3 separate regions of the Homo sapiens genome follow, and regions 1 and 3 are each linked to region 2. The links are chromatin loops, found by intact Hi-C in ENCODE. Cell type or tissue: heart right ventricle. All regions are shown on one strand. Links, peaks and the distances in the headings refer to the core of each region. The heading gives the core; the rest is flanking DNA. Region 1 overlaps PBX3 (PBX homeobox 3). Region 2 overlaps PBX3 (PBX homeobox 3). Region 3 overlaps PBX3 (PBX homeobox 3).

What was found. A loop is a pair of places that touch in the nucleus more often than their neighbours do. Peaks named below come from ENCODE experiments on the same cell type or tissue, not always from the same donor. Only the 100,000 strongest peaks of a DNase experiment are listed, where the experiment ranks them.
Region 1: it touches region 2 in a loop (4-fold over the local background); 13 of 110 quality-filtered maps call a loop at or near these places.
Region 3: it touches region 2 in a loop (2.3-fold over the local background); 11 of 110 quality-filtered maps call a loop at or near these places.

What each region holds. Positions count from the first base shown.
Region 1 is chr9:125,759,304-125,766,925 of GRCh38, forward strand. All of the region lies in intron 2 of PBX3 (PBX homeobox 3), which reads left to right. Among named protein-coding and RNA genes, the nearest start is that of PBX3, 16 kb to the left of the region's middle. RefSeq lists enhancers at 1-1,071, 1,293-3,860. In heart right ventricle, for the core only: no CTCF peak of the experiment used is centred there; no DNase peak of the experiment used is centred there; H3K4me3 peaks cover 5 bases; H3K27ac peaks cover 509 bases.
Region 2 is chr9:125,885,993-125,893,614 of GRCh38, forward strand. The region is part of intron 2 of PBX3 (PBX homeobox 3); the gene reads left to right. Among named protein-coding and RNA genes, the nearest start is that of PBX3, 140 kb to the left of the region's middle. RefSeq lists a silencer at 3,740-3,959. In heart right ventricle, for the core only: no CTCF peak of the experiment used is centred there; DNase peaks (open chromatin) are centred at 3,279, 3,649 and 4,039; H3K4me3 peaks cover 1,980 bases; H3K27ac peaks cover 3,864 bases.
Region 3 is chr9:125,824,808-125,832,153 of GRCh38, forward strand. The region is part of intron 2 of PBX3 (PBX homeobox 3); the gene reads left to right. Among named protein-coding and RNA genes, the nearest start is that of PBX3, 81 kb to the left of the region's middle. In heart right ventricle, for the core only: no CTCF peak of the experiment used is centred there; a DNase peak (open chromatin) is centred at 5,180; H3K4me3 peaks cover 957 bases; H3K27ac peaks cover 798 bases.

The DNA.
Region 1 (7,622 bases), core at 1,189-6,188, 130 kb before region 2:
CTTTTCTGTTGTTAAAGTGGCCCCTAGTGATAGTGCTGCAGTGACTAGATAGAGCAGAGGAGAATGGCTTCCTCCTGGCTGGTGGGCTGGCAGTTTCACTGGCACTGCCAAATGTACTTCCTATTTGTTGTGCAAGGGAATTGGAACAGTGAGGCATTTATCATATCATCCCCTACTCCTCATGCAAGCAAAAAAGGAGAAGTTGTCAATGAAAGAAAAAGAACTGTAATCGCACATTTACATATGCTTCTAATTGTTGATTTGGGGATTTTCTATGAATATAGCTTCACAAAACAGATGCTGTTTAAGAAAAGGGGGAACATAATTTTGTGGGCAATGAATTAAGTGTTTTTGTGGCCCTCTCATCCGTAGCTAGGAGCAGTTTGTGGACCGCGTCTGTGAACGCGGCTCATAATTGTTTTTCACACATAAGTTATGCAAATGAGCTTTTATGGCAACTGGCATAACAATTAGCATCCTCCAGCAATATTTTAGCAGGTTAATTGCAAAATTTCTAAATTGTACATCTGACTTGTTAATTAGGCATGACAGAGGTGGTAAAATAGTTATCTTCAGGCAGTGGCAGCCAGGAGCTGCTTGAAATGCAAAGAGCAACGATTGATTGGATTTGAGGGTTACAATTGTGGGAGCACTGCTGTTGTCAAGTGCCGCTGAGCAGCTCTGCTCCATCAGTTGCCTCAGAGCAAGAACTCGGTAGTTGCTGCGAGGATCCTGCCATTTACAAATCTGCTTTATTTAACTCTGCAACTCTTCCATTCCAACCTATCTGAGCAGTTTATTTCACGCGGTTTGTTCTGCGTTGGGATCATTAAAACGAGATGGCAACACAAATTATTTTGTGCTCGAATTTCAGGACGCTGAAAGTTTACTTTCTATTTTAAAGTTCATCTCAACATTTTTCTCTTAAAATAGAAAAAAAGTCATAAATTCCCTATTTTAATTAAATTGTAAATTTCAGTTCTCAAGACTTCATATGTGATTATTTGCTTTTTAATGATTTAACTCTTTTAAACAGTGCATCTTTTTGTGCTTCATAGGTTCATTGCAGGAAAATACTGTTTGTGTATTTTAGTCTTAGGTTTTTTTTTTGAGACATAGGAGAAGAAAAGAATCTGATGTAAGGGTTTCATACAGTGGACAAATTCATTTTGCTTGTAGAATTTATAAAATAATATTAGCATGGCATATTGTGATGATATTGTATACCACTATTAGAATTCTATCTACAGTATGTTTTAAAAATTATTTTTTCAAAATTGTATTTAAATTTCTGTGGTCTATTTCATAGTTTTACTTGGATAGTAACAATAATTTGGTAAACATAAACATTAGTGAACACAGCATGATGGCACATTGTGCATCTGATTGTGCCAAAATGAACCATACCTTTTGTGTTTAAATTAGGCTAATTACATTTTTCTGTGCATATAAGTACCTACAAGTACACTGAATATGAAGTTAAGCATGTGTGAAATTTGATGTCACCTTTGAATTCACATATATTTTCTTGATTAAGCCACGTTGTGTGTAATGTTGAAATGTCATATTTTCATTTAAAAAGTAAATGTTCTACATGTGCAGCTGTACCAATATTTTACATTTTCTTATGACATGTGTATATGGAGGAAGTGCCATTTATGATATGTTGTCATCAATAATTTTGTCACTGAGAATAAAAGGCTTTAAACTCATCCACCCACTGGAACGTTTTATCATATTTATTTTAAGAGATATGAAATTAGTGAACAATTGAGCTTTTTATATTTAGGAGATGCAAATGTAACTGGATATTTACCATTAATGAAGTGCAACATAAATATCTCAGTGCCAATAAATTATACATAGCAACAGTGTATTCTATAGACATCTAATAAATAGTTTCTTTTTTCTTTTTTTTTTTGCTAGATCCTTTAGCTACATTCTTTATTATGGTCTAATTTACAGCCAATGGTGATATTTAATATTGGTTAACTTTTTAGAGTGATCTATTGCATTTGAAAATATTGTATTTTGAGTAAGAGTAAAACATTGTTCCATATCATTACATTTACTGATTAAATGCTCACTGATTTTTATCCATCACTATTCCACAATTCAAGCAAGAGTTTACTACAGTAATGCTTCAGTGGATAATATTTGGAATAGAGTAACCATTTTAATGAGGTTCATCGAGAGAGCTTCAGCAGGGAGCATTTCAGGTGTATTATGGCTTTTGTCTTGTCATGATGCATGTCTCCGTAACATTAGAGAAAAAGCTACAGGGCCCCACTCATCTCAGTTAATAATAATAATAATTTTAAAAAGTCAAAACAATAACACAAAACCCCTACCTTTCTAATAAAGTGTGAATAGAAAGATACTAAGAACAGGCAGCACTATGTGTTTTTAGGAAACTTGCTAAGTAAATACCATTTCTGTAGGTTAAATTTCCATCACATTTTTAACTGTCCCAGTATTGATCACCCTATAGAGGAATGAGACTGAAGTCTGGTAGTTATTAGTATAAAGAGGGTCAGCTGCAGAGACTGGTACCGAGTAGAGGCTCTCATGGTAATGATGCTGCTATTTATAGATCCCCATTTCATTAGTTGCAGAGTTTCAAGGAAGAGATTTTCTCTAGGGGAAATGGATACTTGAAGTTCATTTTCTTCCTCATATTAAGGCAAAAATGTGAACAACCTTCAGTATAGGACATATGATTACAGTATTTTTGCAGGGGCAGTTTATATTCTAAATATATTTGCAATAGTGAATGTTGTAAATTTAAAACAATGTAGAGATTCAGAAATGTTAGTTGCTATTCTGGCTGAGTGCTACTTTACGTACATTGTTTTATTACCCTTCTTGTCATTTTTTTTCTTGTAAAAATTACTAAATTTTCAGGAACTGCAAAGCTGAGTACAATCATGACTGTATTCCCTTTCTTTAGAGTGCTGTAAGGCCTTTAAGAGAGTTAACTGATTGCAAGAAGTGTAGTTCCCCAAAAAATATAGTCCACCCACTATGTGTATCTGTATATATTTGTAATATAGGTAATTGTGCTTTCCTTCTCAAATTCTTTACCTTTGAGTTATTTTTTTCCCTTTAAGAGAATATTTACTTAGTTAGTATTCACTTAATTAGAACTGACTGTTTAATGTTTTCTGGGAGGGTATTTATGGTATTTTCTTTGCTATATTTGCATTCCAGAAATTAAGTCCCCCTGCCATTATTCGGTGAGCCTTTCATACATTAGAATGATGAATTGAAAGCAGAAATGGGAAAAAGACTGCAATGCAATGAAAATTTAATCAGCGTCTTCTGCTGCTTTAATAAGGCAAATAATTCTTATTGGCCGCTGTGTTAAGGTTTCTAATATTTAATTCATAACAAACCTTGCATTATTCTGCAGTAGCATCGACAGATCCACTTTGCTGCCTGCCAACAGGCAACCATAAAAACTTAAAAGCAGATGTAAATGTCTAAAACAAGGAGAATGATTCGATCTAAAGCGGTCAAAAAAATCAACAATATTGTGAAAGAGTTTGATGGATCTCTATATTTAGTGATGCAAAAATGATATTAATTAAACTCACTTGAGCAGATTTTTTTTTTGGACTTAGAGGTAACCTTTTACAAAGCATAGCCTTTAGTGCCTAGTCAAAGACTTGGAAAGAAAGCAAATGTCAATACAATGTTGGTAATAAGCCTCTTTAAACTGGACACAAACTGTGCCATTTATATTGGAAGTATCTGGTTTATATTCCTGTGTATATGCAGTCTCTCAGCAAATACAGTGCTGAAATTGAGCCAATGGCATAAAATATTTTATCTTCAATTAGCCCAGTTTGAGAAAAGCAATAGCTTTTGCAGTCTAATTTTTCTTTGAAATGCCCTTTGTGGGGGAAAAAAATTGTCACAGGATTACAAGGCATATATGTTTTTATTTCATAACCTGAATTTAATGATTTTGTAATAATAGCATTAATCTTTCTAGATTACCATCTTTTTGTGTGAGGTTGTGTTGGGCATTAAGTTTGAACCTGCAGAAATGAACAAAAAGATATTGTTACCGATTACATGTAAACAGCCTGAATCATTCAAAGGGATGTGGAGAAGAGTATTTCTATAGTGTGAAGCCAGAGAAAATGGCAACCTGCCAAAGCTAGGTGCAAGCTCTTGTTACATGGAAGGGTTGGGCCTGTTCTCATTTCTTCTTGAAATGGCTTAATTGGTGTCAGCACCCCAGGGATAAAGGCCTCTAACACTGAAATCCACACGATTCACCCTGTCTCTGCTCAGTGTAGGGAAACTGGTAACAACTGGTGGTGAATGAGGAGCGAACGGTGCTGTAACAATACTCGATGATGTTTGGGATGACAGAAATTAATACGCACTTGCTTGAAGAAAGCAATGATTAATGGCAGTGAGCACGGGAACGCTGTCCCTCCTTTTACTCCACTTTGATGGGGATTGAAAAGCAAAAGGCTGTTTTCATTCTCTGTGGAAAGCAGAGGTCACACAGAGTACATTATAGCAATTTTTCCTCTCTGGTTTTTTTATTTCATAAATATTATGATAAGCATAGATTAGATAGATTTTTTTGTGGAAGCTTAAAAGGATATTTTATGTCATTTAAACGTTGTTTATGCATAAAGAAATCACACATTCTTTTCTTCACTTGTTAGATCATTTCCCTTCATGTCAGAATAATTAGTGTAATTAGAAATTTTAAAAGCCTGCAAACATGAAATTGTATTAATGCTGCTTACTATTTTACAACTGGAATCAAAAGAGCTTAGTTTTCTAAAGACTGCAAGGACAGGGCGGGGATAAGAGTGTTGCAGGGGCTTTCACCTTTTTCCTGCCCCTCCCCCTGGTTTTTCTCAGTGAATGTTTGATGTAAATATATTTTGCAAGGTACTTGCACTTGTCAGCAGCTTTCTTAGCCATTTGATAAAGATTCTTTATCCTACAAGAAAGCCTGAAATAACAGAACTGTACTTTGGATAATGAATTCTTCATCTGTGGAGAACTTTAAAACAAAGTACAGTGTTGGCATTTTTTTCTTTTGAGTGAGAAGGCTGATATATCTTTTGGATCCGACAGGAAGACATAAATTAATAGAGTTCTGGAGTTCAGTTTCTCATTAATAATCCATTTTGTCATGGTTCTTGGCATTGTCAGCCTAGTAGCTGGTTCATATTTTGCTAACGGATAAAAGCAGATTATGTCTTAAGGCACAAAGCAAGAATAAAGAGTTTATCGCCTTTTGGGGGAACTACATGCTATAAGAAAAATATTGTTTTGCAAAAAGTTTCAATTTTTAGTTAGCAATACACTACATTTTCTAAGGTAAAGCTGTTATTTTAAGATCCGAAATGGTTCTTGGAACCTTAGGATATTAGAGTTTTAGATCATTGCTTAGAGTTGCCTTTGCTGATTGCAAAGGTTTGCTTTTCAGGGACAGTTATAGTAGATTTAAGCTTGTTTTTATATTTTATTTTTAGAACTCTATGTATTGGGATATAATTATAGTTCAAAGAGAAATGCAGAAAAATCACTATTCCTCTTCTTTGCACTGGTTTGTCTAGATATTCTGTTACCTCTGCCTAGTTTTGTAGACATGGGGTTCTTGACGGCTACTGTGAAGGCTGCAGAGTCTAGCCATCTAAGAAATCCAATCAATAAAATTAAAATAAAAGCCTTATTTTTAATTTTATAAACTTTGAATTACCTTATTTAATGGAGGCTCCAGAAGCAGATTATATACAGATACTGACCCTGGTAACAGGTTCTTGTAAATGGCATCGTTTAAAGTTGCTTATATTTGTATTTTAAAGAAATTGGTTTTTTTTTTTTTTGAGAGGGTGTCTCACTTTGTTGCCCAGGCTGGAGTGCAGTGGTACAGTCATGGCTCACTGCAACCTCTGCCTCCCGGCTCAAGTGATCCTCGCACCTCAGCCTCCCGAATAGTCAAGACTACAGGCGCGCGCCACTGTGCCCTGCTAATTTTTGTATTTTTTTGTACAGACTGTTGTTCACCATGTTGTCCAGGCTGGTCTTAAACTCCTGAGCTCAAGTGATCTGCCCACCTTGGCCTCCCAGAGTGCTGGGATTACAGGCGTGAGGCACAGCGCCCGACCAAGAAATTAGTTTTTATAAAAATTGAAACAATACACCCTCCTGATATCTGATAATAGGGTTACTGGCCACTTGAGACCCCACATTTAAAGGGCAGAAGACTAGTTGAAGGGATATGAGCACAAATACTACCTGTTTTTTTTCTTCTTTACTTAAAAATATTTGTTTTTAGTGTATTATTTATATTGCAAGTCTTTTACAGACACATTCTTAGAAGTAGACAACTGAAAATATATTTCATCTTTAAAACTTGGGTCTTGTACTACCATTCCCAATTATCACTATTTTTTGTTGTTCATTTTTAAAGCTCCAAAGTAACTCATGCGGGGTGTGCAGTCATAAATCTAGACTTGATTATTGAGGTAACAAGCTATGGGAAAAAAGAAGAGTTTGTGTGGGTATAAGATGAAGTAAGGAGTATTATGATTGAATGGAGAGAATAATGGGAGATTTTATTTTTCTACTTAAAAGGGCTTGTTCTTATTATAATTTATAAATTTGATATTTTCTGAGTCATTAAAGTTCATCATTGGATAAAATTGGCCTAAGTTAATACTGATAGTGGCATCTTACAAAAATTCATTTAGGAATGGGAGGACTAGTTTTATTTTAGTTTTCATTCTCAAAGGGACTGTAGGTTCTTAGAGGGCAGGGACTATCTGTCATCTATTTTTTTTAGCACACAGAATCTGCTCAGTAACATTTTTAAATAAATGCATGCCTTCTCCATGTATTATTAGATATATATCTGCTGAGTACATTAAATCTGATACTATATTCTTCTAATTCTTTACATATAAATTTATTTTAATTACAGTAACTATATACATACAGTATAAGAAAACTGCCATAGCTACCTACCTGGATCCTAAGTAATTTATATGTAAATTATTTGTAAAGTAATTTATATGTATTACTGCTCCATTGCTATCATTAATGATAATATTTTAAAAATAGAAAAATCTGTGGTGAAAACTCCTGGTAACATGCTTAAAGTTGAATATTCACTTTTAAAGTTTTAACTTTAAAACTATGATAATAAGCACTCTGTTTTCTAGTGAGGAAATATTTGTGTGTTTCCAAATTGTAGGGTTGAATTAGGATGATTTAAGACTTGTTTCTCTATAGAGTTGGGAAGGACATTTGTTTTAGTACATTATAATGAAATCTTAAAGAGTAGATTTTGACAAGAGACATTTTGCTGACACAGAATATTTTGTTCATTTTGACTCTCAAATAAGTTCTTCTGTCTTAATGATTGATTTATATTCATTTTAGACTGTACAGTTTCCTAGCTGAGTTTTCTATCTATAAGGTACAGAAATCACTGTTTAAGTTAATGATAAATTAAATAATTATCTTTAAAGGTGACAGATGGGTCACGTCCAAAGATTAACCTAAGAGTAGTTAAGTAAAAAAATACTATGATTATGAGTTATTGAAATGAATGCTAATTTTAAATTTAGCATGATTGGGAA
Region 2 (7,622 bases), core at 1,496-6,495:
CTTTGTTCTTGTTTATAAAAATAATGTTAATAGTGACTGCTAGGTATCCCTGGGGCCCTGAGTCTTTGCAACTTTGCTCATGTAAGTTGTACTGGAGGAAGTTATTTTGAGTGATGGGTAGATAGTGCATGGGGAAACAGTTGTGATTAAAAAGTGTATAGCAGGATCTATGTTTTTAATATTAAGTGTGACATTAATGTAGTGTATATTATCATTAAAAACTATTCTAGAAAATGTAAATTTGACTTATTTTGTTAATGCTATATTCTATAGCACTGTCTCAAAACCCACTGTGGAATAGTTTATATAGGCCTCTGCCTCTGATATGGGAGGGGGAAGAAAGGAACACAACAGTTAAGAGATTTTTATCAGGTTTTTATCTCCTCACTGAAAATCTTAGTTCTCAAAACATTTCTAATTTCCCTCATTTGAAGGTTCAAACAGTTTCAAATTACTGCCCATGGATTGTTCTTGACATCCCGAATGGTAAATTTGAGCTGTGGAAATGCTGGAATGTGTTTTTGTGCTTTTCCTGAACAAGGGAATTCAACGGGTAAATTACAGTCATTTACTGGGAGTGTAATTTACTGAGAGCCTTTAGGCAAATGCAGGAGAAAGGACAGCAGCAGAACGGAAAAAACCAGCATAAAAACTGTTTTGTGTATTTTTTCCCTTTTCTCATTAAGTATTTATTCACATAAGAGTTTTATGAATTAATGGATGGTCCTACAATTAAGACAGATAACCTTTATTCATTTTTACCACTGATAGATCAAGTATTGAGATAGTGACTGCTGTGTGAAAATTACAACTTGAACAACATTTCTGAAAAATTTTTTTATTTTGCATTTAAATCCATGTTTGCCTTATTGAAGATTTTAAAGAGACATTACTCTGTCTTCAGAATGATTATAGACTTCACTAATTTAGATTTTCACTATACAGCAGTTCATATAATAAAAGTTTTTAATTTTTTTGGTGGACAAATTAGTAAAAAGGCTTTTCATACTTTGGTCTTGGAAAAATACTATTCTACTTTTGTCACATATCATGGAAGAATCTCATTTTAAGAAGAAGACAACCCAGACCATTTTGGTTGTATGCACAGCTTTCAACCAACACAAGATAAATAACCCAGCCATTTTATTAAATTGTTGAAGAGAAATTTTATGAAATTGTCAACTAATTCTTTATAATATAAATATATAAACATTTGTGGCAATTCTTATAAACAGTTCTGACCAATTCCTTTCATGAAAAGCAGTGTGCTCTGTAGTAATTGCTAAGCAAACAGAAAGCTGTGTTGCAAAGTGGTTTTGTATAGCATATTGTAATTTGACACTTAAGTTGTGCCCTGCATTACCCTGTGTCATAATTGATGGCTAAAGAAAAGCACACGCTATGCTAATCATTTGTTAGAATAGCTTGTTAAATTGTGGTTGCCAATTTAAAATAAACTATGGAATGCTGACTGTATTTTAAGGTTTTGTAGCCTACAGTTTTAAACAGACATTTTGAAGCTGTTTTTTAACTTTATGTTGCGTATGCACAATTCTGCCTTTGCACACAAGGTCAGCATGTTTGCCAGTTTAACAACATATTATCAAGAACAGAATCAGTGAGCTGCAGGTTTCACATCAGTATCTCAAGGGACTTTTCTGTGTATTTTTGTTTTTTGTGTATTGATCCTAAATTTGGTATCTTTTTAAAAACAGTAAAATTGATATACATGAGATTTTAAGTTCTTAAAAGTAAAAAGTTCCAGAATTAGAAAGCTAATTTAGTTGTTATTAGAAAGTAAGGGTAAATTTATCTCATGTTTATCAAGCATAGTGTCTGGACATAAAGCAGCATTTGTTAATATAGAAGTTATTAACTACAAAATGCCAATAAGAATTTTACTGCAGTAAAATGAGATTCAGGAGATAGATTACTGTGCATAATCAGCTTGTGAATTCTCATTTCTTAAGTGCAAATGTGTGATGAATCAGTTATATCATGTAAAGAGAGAGGAATCCAAACTTGGTGTGAATGTTGACTTACATGATAAGTGTAATAGATAGACTTCTACTACTAGTAAAAGAACTGAAGCATGGTGAGGAATATGTGCATTTAGACGTAAAAGAAATGTTACCTCTGTGGAGAAAAATGATTTAATGTGGGTTATTCATTTTTAAGAGATTAAAAATGACTTGAATATAATACCTTTAATTTGTAATAATGGTCTGACGGGCTGCTTCCTGTCTAAAGTAAACCTTTTGATCGGCATGTCCATTTTGATCTCTTCTGTCGTGTAGTGTACTGAATTATTTTCAGTTATTGTACCTATATTTAATTAAGCCAGTAAAGACATGCAGATGGATTTAGCTCTCAATCATTTAGTAGACAAATACGTGTAAGGTTATTCTGTAGCATACAATTGACCCTTTGTATGGAGGAATTCCTTGAGAACATTCAGGATTAAGTCACTCTGCTGTAGGAGAGGAGAGGCGGCATACATGCTTTACCAGAAACAGATGCTCTCACTTGATGGCATTTTTTTGGGAGGGATACGATTTGATATTTCTTTTTTTTTTTTTGGCCGTTTGTTTTCTAATGTATTTCCTCTCCTAGATTGGGTACAAACTTAGTAAAGTTTTGGACTTGATTACTTACTCATTATAAAAACAGCATTAATGAAACTGGTAATTAATTTGTTCATAAATTTATAATGCCCTGTTTCAGTCTAAATGAATTCTAGTAACTGTTTATATTTGAGATATAAATTCTTAATTTTTAAAATAATTTTTATGGCAGGCCAATATAGTAGTCTGGACTGGAAAGTGTAAGCAGGATTGGGTGCTAATTTAGGTCAGGCTGCATTCAGATTTGGGAAGTCACCTTTTCAGCTCCTTTGGAAAAGAGGACACATCCAATATGGAATATTCTGGATGATTATGAGTATGAAGTGAAAATGTTTTTCCAAAAATGTACATTTTTGGGTGTAAAATATGCTTTGGGAATTTACTCTTTTGACTTTTAGGTATTCTCACCCACAGCAGGTTATGAAAGGGAAAAGTCAGTGACCACGTATTACAATAAAATGGCCTTAACGTAATTTGGAAGTGGATAACAGCCCTATACACCAGACACCTTATTGCAAGGCTCTTAGCATCCCCAGGAACGTAGGCCTTAATTTCAGTTAAGTGTGGGTTCGCCCACATCCCCGTGGTTTCTTGGAATAACTCACTGACCCGTGGAGAGCTGTCTCCTGGTCCGGGCCTTTCCCTCTCTGGCTGTGGGCTGTTGAAGGGCGTCTGCACACGTGGGGAGCAGGGGCGCTTGCACACGCACGGGCCGAGCCACGGCTCGCTTGGCAGTGCACACACGCAGCGGCCTCGCCCCTTTCCTCCGGTCCCGAGTTCTGCATAAAGATGTGTTAGAAATCTCGTTCCTAAAGGATCTAGAACGATAAATAATGGATGTATGGGAGCTCGGTTTAAGCTCGAATTTTCTTTCCTCAGTAGTTTTTGTTCTCAGTCACCTTGATGAAACAATCTTGAAGCCGCTCCGCTCTCAGTGGCATTTGCAATGAGTCCCTGACAGGCTGATTTTCCACCCCTGTTGTGATGCTGCTTTCTCTAGTTAATATTCCTGTGTAAGTGTCGCACAAAAGTAAACCCAAAGAGCCCGCACATGACACGGAGGCTGCTCCATTTACATTAATTATGCAGTCAGGGCGGTGAGAATTCGCTGTCAGCCAGCAGGGCGGGGGCGCGCCGCGGCGGGGAGCGGGGCCGGGCCGCGGGGCCTCCCGGCGCGAACGCGGGAGGGGGAGCCGGATCGCCGTCCGCCGCTCCGCGGCTCCGCGCTGCGAGAACAATGGGCGCGCCCGACGCCCGCCCGCGCTCGCGCTGCCCGGCGCGCCCCGAAAGCCGCGGGGCAGAGCGCCCTGAGCGGTCCCCCGCGCCGGCGGCCCCGGCTGCGCCCCGCTGTAGCAGCTGACCTTAGCCGGCTGCGGCCGAGAGAACGCGCGTTGCCCGCCGACCTTGTGCCCTGGGGTCAGCACCCACTGCAAGTCAGAACCTCTCCGTGGTCCCAAAGTTAGTGCTTTTCCAATCCAAACCAGAAACTTGATTTGAGGCCTGGCGATGGTAGAGGATGCATTTTCTTGATTTCAAACATCTGGGCTGCTGCCGACTCCGGTTTCTCAGAGGAGGACTGCATAACCACCATGTGAACATTTTCAACAGATAGGAAAAAATTCCCAACCAGCTTCAAAACAATGGTGGTTGAGAAAAAAATAACTAAGCCTTCACCATAAGTATGAAACATCATCTGGGAGGTTTTCCCACGGTAATTGGCTCTGAAGTATCCTAACTTAATGGTTGTGTTTTTCAACGGGAGACTGAATTCCAAAGGGAATTCCACAGGGAATTTAAATGTACAAACATTTTTTGAGTACCTACTATGTCCTAGGTGATGGGAAATTATTACCTCATTATTACTGGTTGGAAAACATTCCAGAAAACCAAAATTATTGCTCTTTCCAGGATTTAAATACGGACACCATAGAAAGATTGCTGTTGTCACCACTGCCTTCCCCCATCCCACCCCCAGTGACTTGGCTCTAGTCAAGAAATATTGGGGATGGTGGGGAGGATAAATGTGCTTTCTCTATTCTTTTTATACTTTTAAAGAATATCAGCAAAGATTATTGTGCAGTATTTCTACAATGTAGTGTATGCATCTAATTGTGTGGGAGTAGAATTGTATGTTTGCAAGGAATGACTAGCCAAATATCAGAGCCAGCAGAACAACAGAGCACTGAGATTTGAAAAGATTAAAAAAAGAAGCCTTGCCCCTTTTTAGATTAACAAAACAGTTCCATGGTAATATTTTGTGCTTTTCTTTAAAATAAAGGATTGTGTGCACAGCATTTAATGAGTAAATCCTGTCAAATTTGGCCAGGAGCAATCACACTGAAAATTTTTCCAAAAGGAACTAGGCCATCCTTTCAAGGCCATGTGTAGTTGCCAACCATGATAACATTTAGCTCTGTCCTAGCCAAAGTCATAATTTCTGAAGAAACCAGTCTAGTACCTTTATCTTTTTCTTTCTTTCTATGTATGAAATAGATAACATGTATTACTTTAAAAATGTTTACTCTTTTCTGACGTTTGTACTATGCACTGGTTCCAAAAATGAACTATTTTCAAAAACAAATGACATTTGCTTCCTTGGCCTATAAGGAAAACATTGATCTTTCCCATATAATACATATTTTAGAAGTCACTTTTAAGTACTTACAATTTATTATTATAGATAACCGTTTATTTTCTCAAGTGAAATATATAAAGATGCAACTATCTAAAATGAATGCCAAATCATTAGAAGTTGATATCTGACCATTTGTGACTTAGAAAATGGCAGTTCCGTGAGGTTCAGTCAAATGGACAGTATTGGTAACAGGAAAATGAAATGAAAAAGCAGAGAGGAAAGTACTTAGGTACTTACAGCCATTGTGTAAAAATGTATGGATGTACAAAAGATTGCAATGTGATGTTACACAAATAGAATAAAATGTTTATAGAGTTAATTTTTTCTCCTACTACGTTGCTTGAACTCACAATGAAAGAAAAATTCAAAAGTTTGTTTTCTTTTAAGCCTTAGGAAAAACATCTCTATTCTTTAAAAATGACAAAGTTAAAAACATATACCAAATTTAGCCATTTAACCATGAGCCCTTGGAATTTTAACCATGTGTATCTATGTATCATTATCTGTACATATCCTAAGTATGTAGTCCCAGAATTTTGTATTTTGACTCTGTTTCTATTCTATTTAAGAGTTAAGGGACTACTATTATGTGCATTTCATCTTTAATTTTACCCGTATGTAAAGGGAGCTTCCGAAATTAGGCCTACCTGTTCAATCAGCATTTTATTTTATTTTATTAATTTTTTTGAGACGGAGTCTCACTCTGTCCCCAAGGCTGGATGCATTGGCGTGATCTCGGCTCACTGCAACCTCTGTCTCCCAGATTCAAGCAATTCTCCTGCCCCGGCCTCCCGAGTAGCTGGGATTACAGGCACTTACCACCATGCCCGGCTAATTTTTGTATTTTTTTTAGTAGAGATGAGGTTTCACTATGTTGGTCAGGCTGATCTCCAACTCCTGACTTCAAGTGATTTGCCCACCAAGGCCTCCCAAAGTGCTGGGATTAGAGGCATGAGCCACCACTCCTGGCCTCAATCAGCATTTTAATTGGAACTGTATTTACAACTATGGCTCAACTTTTTTTCTACCCATTCAGAACAGTTTGTATCGTAATATCATTTACATAATGGTTTGCTTTTGATGCTATCATCTGTGAGATTTTTATCTCTGAGATAAATTTCCAAAATAAGTTAATTTTTAAAATCAGAAAGCAGAAGTGATAAATTATGAATATATTTATTTTAAAAATATTTAAATAAGATACCCACCAAAAAAATCATATTCTTACATGGTATCATTAGCTTTGACATCACTGTATGGTGCCAGATTATAGTGATATGAAGCTTATGATACTATTTCACATTTTTATGCACTAAATAAAACCTGCCCTGTGTTTTATTACAAAGTAGGTGGCCTGAAGGAAAAATATATGTATTCTTTCCTTTTGGTATAAAATATGCATTTGGGCTTCTCATTTCATCCCCAATCTGTGTTATTCCTTAAAAATGCAGAACTGCCTGAAGTCCTCTTTAATATTTAATTCAACAACTTTTTAATCTGTCATTATGCTGTGATGAAGTAAGCATCAAGTGTCGCTGAAAGAGATTAAATTATACTTGGAAATAGGAATTGAAATGATTTAGGTTTGGAGGCTGAATATTTGCTTTGCACAAGTAATAATAATAGTAGCTTGGGTGAAGAAGGGCTTTGGTTTGGCTTTAATGTCTTTGCCTCGCTGTGCTCCCCTGTGGCTCCCCCTGATTTACGCTAGCATTACAGAGCTTTATTTTATTTAAATGGAGGTAGAAAGTGGAAATTACTACACTACAATACATTAATTACTCCATACTATTTCTTTGTACTGATTTCCCTTTTTTCTGTAAACATCATAAACAATGGTGCAACCTACCCAATGGATAGCAGCTGTAAGCAATCCTGTAGTTCTTGTTAACAAGCTTATTTTAGAGAGGAAAAGCAGTAATAATTAATATCAGTCTATACCAATAGTGAGAAGCAAAGAACATTTATGCTTTCCCTTTCATAGGGAATGATGTCCTACATAAGAATAAGTTGTGACAGTATATGTTAATATTTTAACTGTTGCATTTTACTTCTTGCTTTTAAAATCGAGACTTTAATCTGTGGACTCTTTTGCACTTAGAGACAAAGGTATAAACTTTCAGACTTCTTAGGGGTTCTTGAGTTGCTCAACAGGTGATGAATAAAGGCTAAACTCTTTGGAGTACTACTGGGCTGTGCATATCTTCAGATCTTCTGTCATCTGGAAATCTATCCAGTGGCTTCTGGCTGCCCAGGCTACACGAGGCCAAAGCAATCAGTGTTTAGTGGAGAAAACTAATTGAGAAATTATTTGATCAAATACACAGAAGAGCCCCATGTGATTGTTTGAAAGAATGCTGTAT
Region 3 (7,346 bases), core at 2,347-7,346, 60 kb before region 2:
TGTTGTTATGTAACAATAACGATAGCTACCATTGACTGAACGTTGACTGTTTGCCATGCGTTGTGAAAAGTGCTTTACATGCATTAGTTCATTTAATCCTTGTATCAACTCTATGATTTAGGCCACTGATTCTCGGACTTTTTGTTTTCAGGATCTCTTTCCATACCACATTTAAAATTAAAAATAATTGAGAATTGCCAGGCATAGTGGCTCACGCCTGAAATCTCAGCACTTTGGGAGGCTGAGGCAGTGGATCACTTGAGCTCAGGAGTTCGAGACCAGCCTGGATAACATGGCGAAACCTTATCTCTACAAGAAATACAATAATTGGCTGGGCGTGGTGGCATGCACCTATTTTCCTAGCTATTCAGGAGGCTGAGGTGGGAGGATAGCTTGAACCTGGGAGGTGGAGGTTGCAGTGAGCTGAGATTGTGCTACTGCACTCCAGACTGGGCAACAAAGTGAGACTCTGTCCCCCGCAAAAAAAAACAATTATTGAGAACCTAGCAAGCTTTGGCTTATGTGGGTTATATTTATTAGTATTTACTGTATTAGAAATTTAAAAATTTTATTAGTTTATTTTAAAATAACAATAACACGTTAGCATAAGTATCATTTTAAAATAAAAAACAACTTATATTTCCAAAATAAAAAATTAGATGATTGATATTGTTTTACTTTTTTTTTTTTTTAACAAATTCTTTAATGTCTGGCTTCAACAGCTGTTTTCTCATATTTCCTTCTGCATTCTGTTGTGATGCCATGCTTCACGTAGCCTGTTGTCAACTTCATTGTATACTCATGAACAAATTAGAGTTAAAACAGAAAATGTGACATCTTAATGAATTATGAAAACAGTTTTGACCTTGCAGAGCCCTGAGGGTACCTCAGTGACCCCACGGGTACCTGGGCCACAGTTTGAAAACCACTGATTTAGAAAGTATCCTCATTTCATCAGTAAGCATCACTGTGTACTTCTGCTATCCTGTATTGCTAACAAGTGTCCATTTTTCTTTTTTACTCTCAATTTTGGCATTTAGAGGATCAATTCATGATTGTGATATCGCCAAGTTTAATGTAGTAGCTTTGTTTAGTTTAGGAATCTTATTTGGGAACTTGCCTAGAATGTCCTGGAAGGAAGTCTGTTTAATTTTGCATTGGGAGATACTTTATAAATGTTAGCTGTGGGTGGCAGTTTTCAACCAGTTAAATTCTACCATTATCTTTGAGAAAGGCAATAACGTTAATATTTAACTAGTTCCAGAAGTTAGGATAGAACATTTAATTCCAGGAGAAAACAGCTAAAATTGCCTGTAGTGAATAGAGATTCTCGCCTAGTAAATTCCTTTATTTACCACAATCTTACCAGGTTCTTTTGAGGCATGATTTTTACCTGTTTTAACATTTTTCATGGCTCAATTATTTTACATATAGGATTCTTTGAAAAAGAAGTGCTTCCTAACTTTAAATTCAAATAATTTATTTACTATTCTCATATCTTGATTATTTGTCACAAATGATATAGTAATAACCTTCCTTTCTCTTCAAAATGTTTTTATGTGAAGTTCAAACAGAATTGAAAATCAGATAATATAAGTCTTGTCGACTCTAGCTTGTCTGGAATATTCACAAATTAATGAAGGGTCATTGGTGATTATGGGATTTTTTCCTTTGAAAATATATCTAATGAATACATAAGATATATTTCATAAACATAATATGGTAATGTCACTACTAAGTATTTAGACAGTTCAGCTTATTGGGTGATGACACACACTTTTTTTCTTTGAAAATATATGCATAAGATATATTAAATATTTGAAAAATATAATAAAGGTAATGTCAGTACTAAGTATTTAGATGGTTCAACTTATTGTGTGATGACTTTATTCAGAAGAGTGGATTGCTCTGACCCTTAATTATGGACATATTTTTTAATTGACACATAATATTTTCTATATTTATGGTGTACATGTGATATTTTGTTGCATGCATAGAATGTGTAATGATCAAGTCAGAGTATTTAAGGTATCCATCACCTTAAGTATTTATTATTTCTCTGTGTTTGGTAACATTTCAAGTTCTTTCTTCTAGCTACTTTGAAATATACCACACATTCTTGCTAACTGTAGTCACTCTACCCTGCTATCAAACATTAGAAATTATACTTTTAATCTAACTGTATGTTTGTACCCATTAACCAATCCCTCTTTATCCACACCTCCCACCCACACCCCTCCCAGTCTGTGGTGTCTGTCACTCTATTCTCTACCTCTGTGTGATCAACTTTTTTGGCTCCCACATATAAATGAGAACGTGAAATTGGGACATAACTTTTAACCCAATAAAATTATGCAGTATATCAATGAATGTATTTGAATGAATTATTAGTGGTAATTCTGAAGTAAAGACCCATGTAGGGTATATGGACTTTTTGCATTTTGATTTTTGCTTATGAAATATTTCAAACACATAGCCTTTTATTTCTTCCTGTTAAGTTTAATAAATGTTAACATTTTGCCATCTCTGCTTTAGACATTTATTTTTAAAAAATATCCATTTACATATGTTTGAAGTTTCCCCATCCGTTCAGCTCACTAACTTCCCCACCCCAAATTAGTACCTATTTATCTTATGGTTGGTACATATTCTTCTCATGTGAAAAATGCTTTTACTACACATACGTGTATTTACAAATAATGTTAGTATTTTTAGTATTGACAAATATAATGTGTATATATACACATATGTAATACCTATGTGTCGTATATACACACTGTACATCTTTTTGTAGCTTGATTTTTTGCTCACCAGTTTTCAACATGTACTGCATTGATTTTGATATCCGTGAATTGATTTTATTAGTTTTACCTGCTTTGTAGTATTCTACCGTGCAGATGAACTTCACATTCATTTCACTACTGATGGATGCTTACATTTCATCTGAAATTTTGGTATTATAAACATGCTTGTACACATATTTTTGTCCATATGCAAGAATTCCTCTGAGGTATATAACTAGGAATAGAGTTGTTGGGTTTATAGAGTATGTGTATATCCAACTTTATCTGATGTTGCCAAATTGCTTTCCAAAGTGGTTGTACCAATTTATATTGCTACCAGTAATAAGACTGATACAGAGGTTTGTTCTGGAACTACGCATTTTGGAAGGATCAGAAACTAAATTCATCTAGGACCTTAGTCTTCTGTGTCCTTATTTGCTGGATACAGATATTAGTAGTCCTTAGGTTTGGACTTTTGCTGGATATAATGATGTGTATTTTGTATTTTTAGGAGTACTAGTTTGCTGTCCAGAGGATTTACTTTGAATTATTAGTAAACCAACAAGATAAACACAGAAGTCATTCAGTTAAATACATTTTCATCACATTTTCATTGGGTAATAATTTTGCTTTTGACCTATCAGATCTGAGATATATATACTCAGAGATACTGAGATATATGTACTGCCTAGACAAATTTTCCATAGTTTACAGCAACAAATGGTTTATATAGAAATGCTATATTAAAGTATATTTTTATTTGTTAAACATAATTTATTAGGAATAGAACAAAAACCAAGTCACAATAATGATTTATCAAAACAGAGCCCTATAAGAAGGGAGATGGGAATGAATACAGCTCTTCTGCTATCTTGAAACATTCTGTATTCTAAGCCAATTAGAACTGGTAATACAATTTTACCAGTTGGTCATTTAAGAAAATGCAAGATTAGAAAAACATTTGATGATCCATCTGGAAAAAATAAGATTGGTCAGTTTTTTAAACTACTTTCTACCCTCAATTAGCATATCATGTCATATCAGACCAAACATAGTAACTTTGAGCTATAGTTAAACAATTTACTTATGATAGGAAGTTATTGACCACAAGGTCTTCTCACAGATTAAAAGTTTGGTAATATGTTTAGAATGTTCAGTTTATTCAATTTGTTAGAAAATCAAAAGGAACGTTGAGTCTAAACGTCGTTTGACAGATTTGTTTGCCTTTATTCCTATTAAAAGTATTTCAAAACCTTTGATTTGATTCTGAACATCAGTAATGTAAGTCGCCTTCTTTGTTCTAGGATAAACAGAACACATGCTTCTGCAGCTCCCTTGATCAATGAGAAAATGCCTTATATCAAAACCACATGGCGAGAATGTAGCTGTAGGTGATCCCCTGAGAGGTTTTTTGATTGGAGCTGGGAGTCTGGTATTGAAAGAAGAGGGAGACAGACAGGTTGTTTGAAAAAACTCCCATCAGACCAAATGCTTGTGTTGGAGCCATGCTACAACATTTTTCATGTAGAAAGTGCAACTTTATCAATTTTAAATGTTAAAGACGATTCGTTGCATGATTGTAATAACATATTTTCACTTTGGAATTTCTGTATACATCTCTCTGTATTTCATTAGCTAGTGGCCCAGAAATTCATTTATTCACATGCTGCTTGTCAGTCTTCCATTTCTAGAATTTTATTCTCAAACTACATCATTACAAGATTCATTATTTAATTTTTAAAGTCAAATGCAACCGAGGTACATTTTCTTTAGCTAATATACACTTGTCACGTTTCTGGACAGCAAGAGAAAATAAGCTTGCTGATTTGGTTTATAATTATATGTATCATATTTATGATGATATTCTTAAGAATTCTAATATTAGGTGAGTAATCTCAACATTTAATTTGCTAGTCAGGGGTTGCTTTAAACTTTTGTACATACGTAAGTTTTGGTGCAATTTAGTTAAAAAACTCATTATAGGAGATGAGTATGTGCTTCATTTTTAATATTTCCTCCATTCACTTTGAAGTTTCCTTTGAAAGCCAAACTATTAGGCTTGTTATGTCAGCTCTTTCCTTAAATTAAAAAAAATGAGCAACAAAGCAGTAATATTTTAGTGTTTTTCTGAAAGAAGAGAAGCAAAATAATTGTTTTAAGAAGATTCTAATTGAAGAGTTAGAGTGCCATGGTCTTTTCAAGACTGGTTTGGTCCTGGTGCTGCTCCGTGGCAGTGGAGCTCTAGATGCCTGGCCAAGCATCCCTTACCGACATCTGGAACCAGTTGCAATACATCACTGTCAAAACTGCTTTCTATACGTATCTGCATTTACACATTAGTTACCCACGCAGCACTCATCAAAAAAGCTGAACAATCTTGACATGGTGTCCCTTGTGGAACTGCAAAGGTGAACTGAAGTTGGGAGGCAGTGTCTCGCGTCACTGTCTGCTGAGCTCTTACAACAGGAAGCTTGATTAAAAGTGAAAGGAAAAATTTATCAGTTGTCTCAGCACTGTAGAGTTCAGTATAATTTTTTATTTACAAAAGCGTTATTTTTTGCTATCTAAAGCATACGTAATATGAGCATTCAACTGATTTTGTTTAGAAATAAGAATATTTTTATTTTTTAGTTGAAAAATATTGCCTTGCATGTTTCTTAGATTTGCTATTAGTTATATAATCTATTTTATTGTTCATGTTAAGGAAAATGTAAATTTAACAATAGAACTATGAAGAATTATAGATACAATATTGATAGCACTGTGTCAGTTAAATTTAACTGAAGTATAGCATAAAATTTCAAACAAACAAACTTCTTTAATGTTACATTGGTGATAGTAATGTTTGTGTTTATTAATTTTCAAAAAGCTGAGTAATAGAAAAGTACTTATTTATAGGTGTTTTATATTTGTGTATCATATGTGTTTTTGAAAATGAAATAAGAGTTTTGAACCCCCCAAATTGGCTACTTACATAAAGAACTATACAGAAGCCTTTGCTATCATATCCTCTATAATAGTAATAATAATAATAACATTAATACTAATGATGACAGTGGTTAACATTTACTGGGCTCTTTATGTACTAGACACATTTTGTCTATTATCTCATTCAAACTTAATAAATGGAGGTAATATTTTTCCCATTTTATAGAAGGAGAACCATGTTTAAAGAAGCTAAGTAACTTGTCCACATTCACAGTAAGTGTAGAGCTGCGATTCAAACTCTAGCTGTTTGATTCTAAGTCATTGTGGTTTTTTTGTTGTTGTTGTTCATTGGTGTGTATGTCTTACTTTTTATTATAAAATTTCCCCCAAATTCACAAAAGTAGAGGGTACAATGAACTCCTGTATAACCACCAGTCAGCTTTAACCACTAATATGTTATACTTGTTTTGTATCTCCGTGCAGATTCACATTCCTTCCTCCTGCCCCCCACCTGTCCTTTTTCATATACCATTGACTTGCTGAAAAAATCAGAATGTTTTTCCTGTAGAATGCCCCAATTCTAGATTTGGCTGATATTTCCTTGTGGCAGTATTTAATTTACGCTTCTATTTGCTGAATTTCTTCTAGACTAGAATTAGATCTAAAAGCTTGATTAGATTCATCATGCATCACATCAGCCATAACGTTTAGTCATCTTACTTTTTGCAATGCTAAGACTGATTGATCAGTGGATTAGGTAGTGCCAGCCTGATTTCTTCATTGTAAAGTTCCCCTTCTTTCACCTAATGGTTTTACCATCTATGGATGACCCAGTGCCTGGATTACTGAATTTCTTAGGCCTTGAAAATGGTCCACTTGTTATTCTTTCTGTATTTATTAGCCAGAATGTTTTTTTTTTTTTGAGATGGAGTCTCGCTCTGTTGCCCAGGCTGAGTGGTGCGATCTCGATTAGCCAGAGTGTTTTAAAAGAGCTTTATCCATTCACTAGGGCTATTTGGTTACCCAGAAATACAATTCATACTGGAAAGGCAGTATAAAATATTTAATTCTTTCCCTTTAATTATCAATTTCCAGAGTAATGAGGTAGTGCCTTAGTATCCTCCAGTGGTGTATAACTTTTGATTTTTTTTAGTAGTTATTATGAAGTGTTGGCTTTTTGTATATGTAGTGTGTTTTAATCAGTTTCAGACATTATACTTTTTGATGCTGAAATTGTACCACATTTGTCCAGTGGGAACCCCTTCAAGTTGGCTCCTGTGTCCTTCTGATAAGACTCCATTTTTAGCTTTTTTAGCTTCTTACTTTCTGGCCCACCAAAACGTGCCAGGCTCATCTTGTACATTTCCTCCACCAGATGTAGAATCTGCCATTTCTCCAAAGAGCCATGGTTCTTTTTATTGAGGAGTGATATACAAAGGCCAAAATTTGAGCCTTAAGGGTACTTATTGCTACTGGGTTGTTTGCTTTCAGGAAAAGAGAGGAGATAAGTGAGCTCACATTGATAATTCTAACTCAAATGTAAGATTACAGGGTTTCACTTAAGTTCTTAGATTTTATATTTATATATCTTTTATGACAAAAAATTTATTCTTAACAAAATTAAGATAATTACTT